Linked DNA regions of Homo sapiens: region 2 is linked to region 1. Evidence: chromatin contacts called from ENCODE Hi-C or POLR2A ChIA-PET data. All regions are on one chromosome and are shown on one strand. The core of a region is the stretch at or near the end of the contact, and the rest is flanking DNA. Distances in the headings are between cores, read along the strand shown.

Evidence for each region. Hi-C counts contacts between places; a loop is a spot of excess contacts on that map. ChIA-PET counts read pairs that join two places held with the same protein, here RNA polymerase II (POLR2A).
Region 2: a loop to region 1 is called in a map with no recorded cell type, with 2.6 times the contacts of the local background. The contact joins two enhancer-like sites. A Hi-C loop is called at or near these places in 1 of 37 single-sample maps with no recorded cell type. POLR2A ChIA-PET finds 5 or more read pairs at or near these places in 1 of 52 experiments (A673).

The regions. Positions count from the first base shown.
Region 1 is chr3:171,493,231-171,495,900 of GRCh38, forward strand. No RefSeq gene overlaps it. Among named protein-coding and RNA genes, the nearest start is that of TNIK, 34 kb to the left of the region's middle. Within about 2 kb of position 1,366, at least 3 of the 41 ENCODE cell types and tissues checked have a DNase peak (open chromatin) inside an H3K27ac peak, as active enhancers do.
Region 2 is chr3:172,220,437-172,223,106 of GRCh38, forward strand. All of the region lies in intron 3 of FNDC3B (fibronectin type III domain containing 3B), which reads left to right. Among named protein-coding and RNA genes, the nearest start is that of FNDC3B, 180 kb to the left of the region's middle. RefSeq lists an enhancer at 2,337-2,670. Within about 2 kb of position 1,300, at least 4 of the 41 ENCODE cell types and tissues checked have a DNase peak (open chromatin) inside an H3K27ac peak, as active enhancers do.

The sequences.
Region 1 (2,670 bases), core at 116-2,615:
GGCAGATGGACGAATTGGCACCTAAGAGCCAACGCACGGGCTACAAGACAAACATCCACAGTGAGGCTGCAGTGACAGCCTCTCTTTACTGGGCAAAGTCAGCTTACTTCCCACTTCCCGTTACTCCTACCACCAAAACCATTGCAGAATCCTGAACTATGAACCCCTATGTTCACTTTCCTAGAGATGTGGAATACTCCTCTGGAACTGTGGCTTTCTGAAGGAAGCTGATTCTTTTTTTTTTTTTTTTTTTTTTGAGACGGAGTTTCGCTCTTGTTGCCCGGTGACTGGAATGCAATGGCGCGATCTCGGCTCACAGCAACCTCCGCCTCCCAGGTTCAAGAGATTCTCCTGCCTCAGCCTCCCAAGTAGCTGGAATTACAGGCATGCACCACCAAGTCCGGATAATTTTGTACTTTTTTAAAAGTAGAGACAAGGTTTCTCCACGTTGGTCGGGCTGGTCTCGAATTCTCGACCTCAGGTGATCCACCCGCCGCAGCCTTCCAAAATGCTGGGATTACAGGCATGAGCCACCGTGAAATCTCTCATTGCTACTCCATTCTTTCTGCCCAACTTGACTTAGTAGCTTATATTCAGAACTAGCAAAGAACAGGAAAAAGCAATAAAAATAATAAGTAGATTGATGAGCAGGTGGACTGAATAATTACTTTCAGTTATAGAACTCCTCCTATTTACCTTCCAGGTTCTAATTTATGTGCTGTATTATTTCTAATACTTGGCATTGTTGCTAATATTTACATTATCTCTAACTTCAACAGGAGGCATTATTACTCCATTTCAGAGGTGTTAAAACTTAGCCTGAGAGAGGTTGAGTTATTGAACAGAGCAGGTTTAGAACCCAGACCTGTTTGATTCCAAGGCCCTGCCCCTTTGAATGTCATGGCCTTTTACTCTGTGCCCTGAGATGGCTCAGTACTTGCTTAGTGGGCCCAATAGAGTGCTGAAGGAGAAAGAAGAGCACTGGATTAGGAGTCTTATGTCTGGATGCACCATCGAAGTGGAACCCAGGCATGGGCAGCTGTTTAAATGATCTCCAAATGGCCCATGGCTGAATCATCTCCATCTTCATGTTGTTTGCCAACAAAACAGACATTCTTTGCCACAGTTGGTTTTTGTTTGTTCATTTCTCTGATATGTCGACCCTACTTAATATAGGGAAATAGAAAATTTCCTGATTAAATTAAATGAGATCGAACTCAAGTCTGTTTGGAAGATGGATTTAGGTGGAGGATAAACAGTAGGGTAAGTTTCTGGAAAGTGAACTCAAAATGGCAGCACCCTGGCTGTCAAACCTCATTTCCTTTTCTCGTTTCCTTTTCATCTCACATCCCCATCTCATAAATGCTCATCTTTCCTCTGTGAACTGACTGATGTCAATCACATAGAGAACTTCAAACTCCCTCAGAGTTCCTTTAAAGAGAATCAACCCTAATGTGGTTTCCATCTAGTTAAGTGCTTGAGTCTTGTGTAAGTAAACAACCCAACTTTGACACCAGAAAGTTTATGGTATGGTTGGGGTTGTGGTTGGAGTGGAGGAGAAGCAGGTTTAAGGGAAATTTTAAGTAGGAGATTTCTCTTCAGAAAAGAAAATGAAGTCTCGGCTGAAGTTGTTCTCTATTTCATCAGTGTTACAGGCACTCCACACCAAGCTCAGGTTGCACCCTGCCCTCTGCACTTTACCTTGGGCTACAGGTCTGGGCAAGGGAAGTCGTAACAATTCATTGCCCTATTTCCTGCAAGAAGATCAAGTCTAGGGCTCACGAAGCCAAAGAAGAGAAATTCTTCTCCAGTGACTGAAAAGTCACCTTCTTCAGCTCCTTCACCTTCACTCTTTTCTCTTCAGGGAAAGCTGCCCTTCTCCTGGGGACTGGTATGTTACCTTATGAATACTGGGAATTGGGTAGCTGATTTTCAGTTTTAGTGTTTGCTGCAAGGAAGCTTACATACAAATTTGGGATGCACTTCTAGTAGAGTGTGCTGGCCTTCAGGGCATAACTTGGAACACTAATCTTACCTCGTTTTCACCTGATTCCTCCTACAATCTCTTTTATTTTCCATAGGTATCTTAATTTGATGGATTTTTTAACATCCTGCATTGTTTGTGTCTTTGCAAGCTGTCTTCAATTGTTCTGGAACAAGTAGTAAGAACTCCATATATCTGTCAAGCCACATATTTAGGTGTCTGTCCAACATACAATAACACTCTTCTCCCCATTTTTCTGTAGGAACTGCCTTAGCCACAGGAATGAGACCCCAAGTCAACCTGTTTGCACTATGTGATCCTGCCTGTTGGGCCAACTTAACTGGGATTGAGGTATATACCTAACCCAACCTGAGCCACACAAATTCTCTCCTCTGGGAATTTGAAATTGGGAGTGGCAAATGCCTAGTCTGCTAGGCTGGGTACTTGACTATGTAAATATCTGCAGCATTGATTCTTAACCCTGGCTGCCCCATAGAATCACCAGGGACACTGAAAAAATACTGGTCCATCTCTGCTTATTAAGGAATTTGAAGATATATACATTGGATGTGACCCATTAATTCTTCTCCCAGATAAATCTACTGATTGGATTTATTATCATCATTCCTCTAAAGAGTTTGTGACTGGAGCATATGAAATGTAACCCTTAAATTTTTCTACCTCTC
Region 2 (2,670 bases), core at 50-2,549, 730 kb after region 1:
GATTTGTAAATATTTTTCCCATTCTATAGGATGTGTTTTCATTTTCCTAGTTATGTCTTTTGATGCACAAAAGTTTCTAATTTTGATGAAGTTCATTTTATCTGTCTTTTGTTGCTTGTACTTTTGGTGTCTATAGATCTGTTGCCAAATGCAGTGTCATGAAGATTTACTTCTGTTTTCTTCTAAGAGTTTTATTTTTTTTAAGCTTCTATAAGTAGGTCTATGATCCATTTTGAGTTGATTTTTGTATATGATATGAGATAGGGGTCCAAGTTCATTCTTTTTGTCTATTTGGAGTCCCTGGAATTTTGATAGGATTACATTGACTCTAGATCACTTTGAGTATTATTGCTAGCTTAATAATAAATCTTCCATGGCTGGGTGTGGTGGCTCATGCCTGTAATCCCAGTACTTTGGAGGCCGAGGAATATCACTTGAGCCCCAGGAGTTTGAGATCAGCCTGGGCAATATAGTGAGACTCTGGCTCTATTAAAAAAAAATAAATAAATCTTCTTTTTCATGCTACTATTTAGCAGTGTTTTGTAGTTTCAGTATATAGACCATTCACTCCATTGATTAAATTTATCACCAGGTATTTTATTCTTTTGGATGCTGTTATGATTGGAATTGTTTTCTTAATTTTCTGATTGTTCATTCCTGGTGTGTAGAAACACAATTGGCTTTTTTTGTGCAGATATTATACCTTGCAGGTTTACTGAATTAGTGTGCTAGCTCTAGTAATTTTTTTTGTGGGATCTTTGAGATTTTCTATACGTTGGGATATGTCATATGTGAGTAGATAAGTTTTACTTCTTCCAATTTGGATGCCTTTCTTTTTCTTGCCTAATTGTTCTGGCTAGAACTTCCAGTACAATGTTGAATCTCAGTGATGAAAGTGGACATCCTTGTCTAGTTCCTGATGTTGGTGGAAAGTCTGGTTCTTATAGTCTTCTGTCTCATGAAGTCAGAGCTTATCAAAGCATGGTCCCTAGACAGCAGCATCCATACCACCTGGGACCTTGTTAGAAATACTCATTCTTGGAGGTTCCCTCTGAACTTTCTGATTCTGACACTGTGCGAAGTGGGGCCTAGCAATTTGTATTTTAAGAAACGCTCTAGATGATGTGGATGCACACTGAAGTTGAAGAACCACTGCAGCAGAGTTCGAATTTCTTTAAAGTTAGCATCTGTGCTTTATTTTCTTTGTCTTCCTTTTAGTTCCCTTGTGGGATTAATCAGTGTTGAATAATTTAAAAAAAAAAAAGAATGTCAAGGCTAACCAAAGTGCCTACATTATCTCTTAGCTTGTGTAAGAGTCTTGAGTCACCATGAATGATTGCAGATTCATCATTAGACATTTATGAGATTCATCAGAAGACCTCACATTTTGTATGCAGTCTTAGACCCATTGCAAACAGCTTAAATGTACTTGTATTTAGACCATTTGTTCTGATAATTACTTTCACCATTATTATCTGTTTACCTACTAGCTGTGGCCTTATGGCTACTTCTGCCAGCAAGAATTTCTGTTCCTCAGCTATTTAAAAAGACTGAAGGGTCACTTTTATAGGATAAATTAGATTTTATCACATCATTATTTCATCTTTGCCTTATTTTCATCTTGCTATGTTGTGATGTCAACTCCTTTACATCCTTTTTGAGCAAGATGATATTTAAATCAATTAGGAAAAAATGTGATCTATTGCAGCTAATGGCTATTGTTGAAAAATAGCCGTTTAGACACACAAGTACCAGTTTATAGACAAGCACAATAATTCTATGAATTCATTATCAGATTATAGACAAGCACATGAATACTCAGATGATAAAAATACCATTTAAAAGTGCCTGAAATTATAGTATAATTGATTAGTTTATAGCTGATCTTTTTCTAAGACTTGTTTAAATGATGATTTGTACCCTGGATTCCCAGTTTCCACCATTTCAGACTTCCAAACTTTATTTGTAATTCACCTAATCAGTCTGGTTCTGTCTGCTCCCAGAATGGGTGAATGTTGTGAAGATAGCATCTGAGATGTGTGAGCTCTAGGTCAGCAGTTCCCAACCTTTTTGGCACCAGGGACCGTTTTTGTGGAAGACAATTTTTCCACGGATTGGGGGTGAGGGGGGCTGTTTCAGAATGAAACTGTTCCACCTCAGATCATCAGGCATTAGTTAGATTCTCATAAGGAGCACACAGCCTAGATCCCTCTTCACGATAGGGTTCGCTGCTGATTAGGAATCTAATGCCGCTGCCGATCTGACAGGAGGCAGAGCTCAGGCAGTAATGCTCGCTTGCCCACTGTTCATCTCCTGCTGTGCAGCCCATTTCCTAACTGGCCACAAACCAATAGTGGTCCGTGGCCTGGGGATTGGGCGCCCCTGCTCTTGGGGATCCCTGGTAGCAGGGAAGAAACAGAGGATGAGGCAGAATGATCTTGCAGCCTTGGTGGAGGCTCAGGAGCTCTCCAAGAGCTTGTGTGGTCCTAAGAATACAATGTTGCTGGTCTTTCCTTTTGTCTCTTTGATGTGTGAATACTGTCATACAATCATTGCATTAATTACCATTGATTGAATAATAAAGCGGCTCTCCAACCTTTCTGGTTCAAGGTTTAAGTAAATGAAAATTCAATTCATTAACAATTGCTAGCAGACTTTTAGGAACTTTAC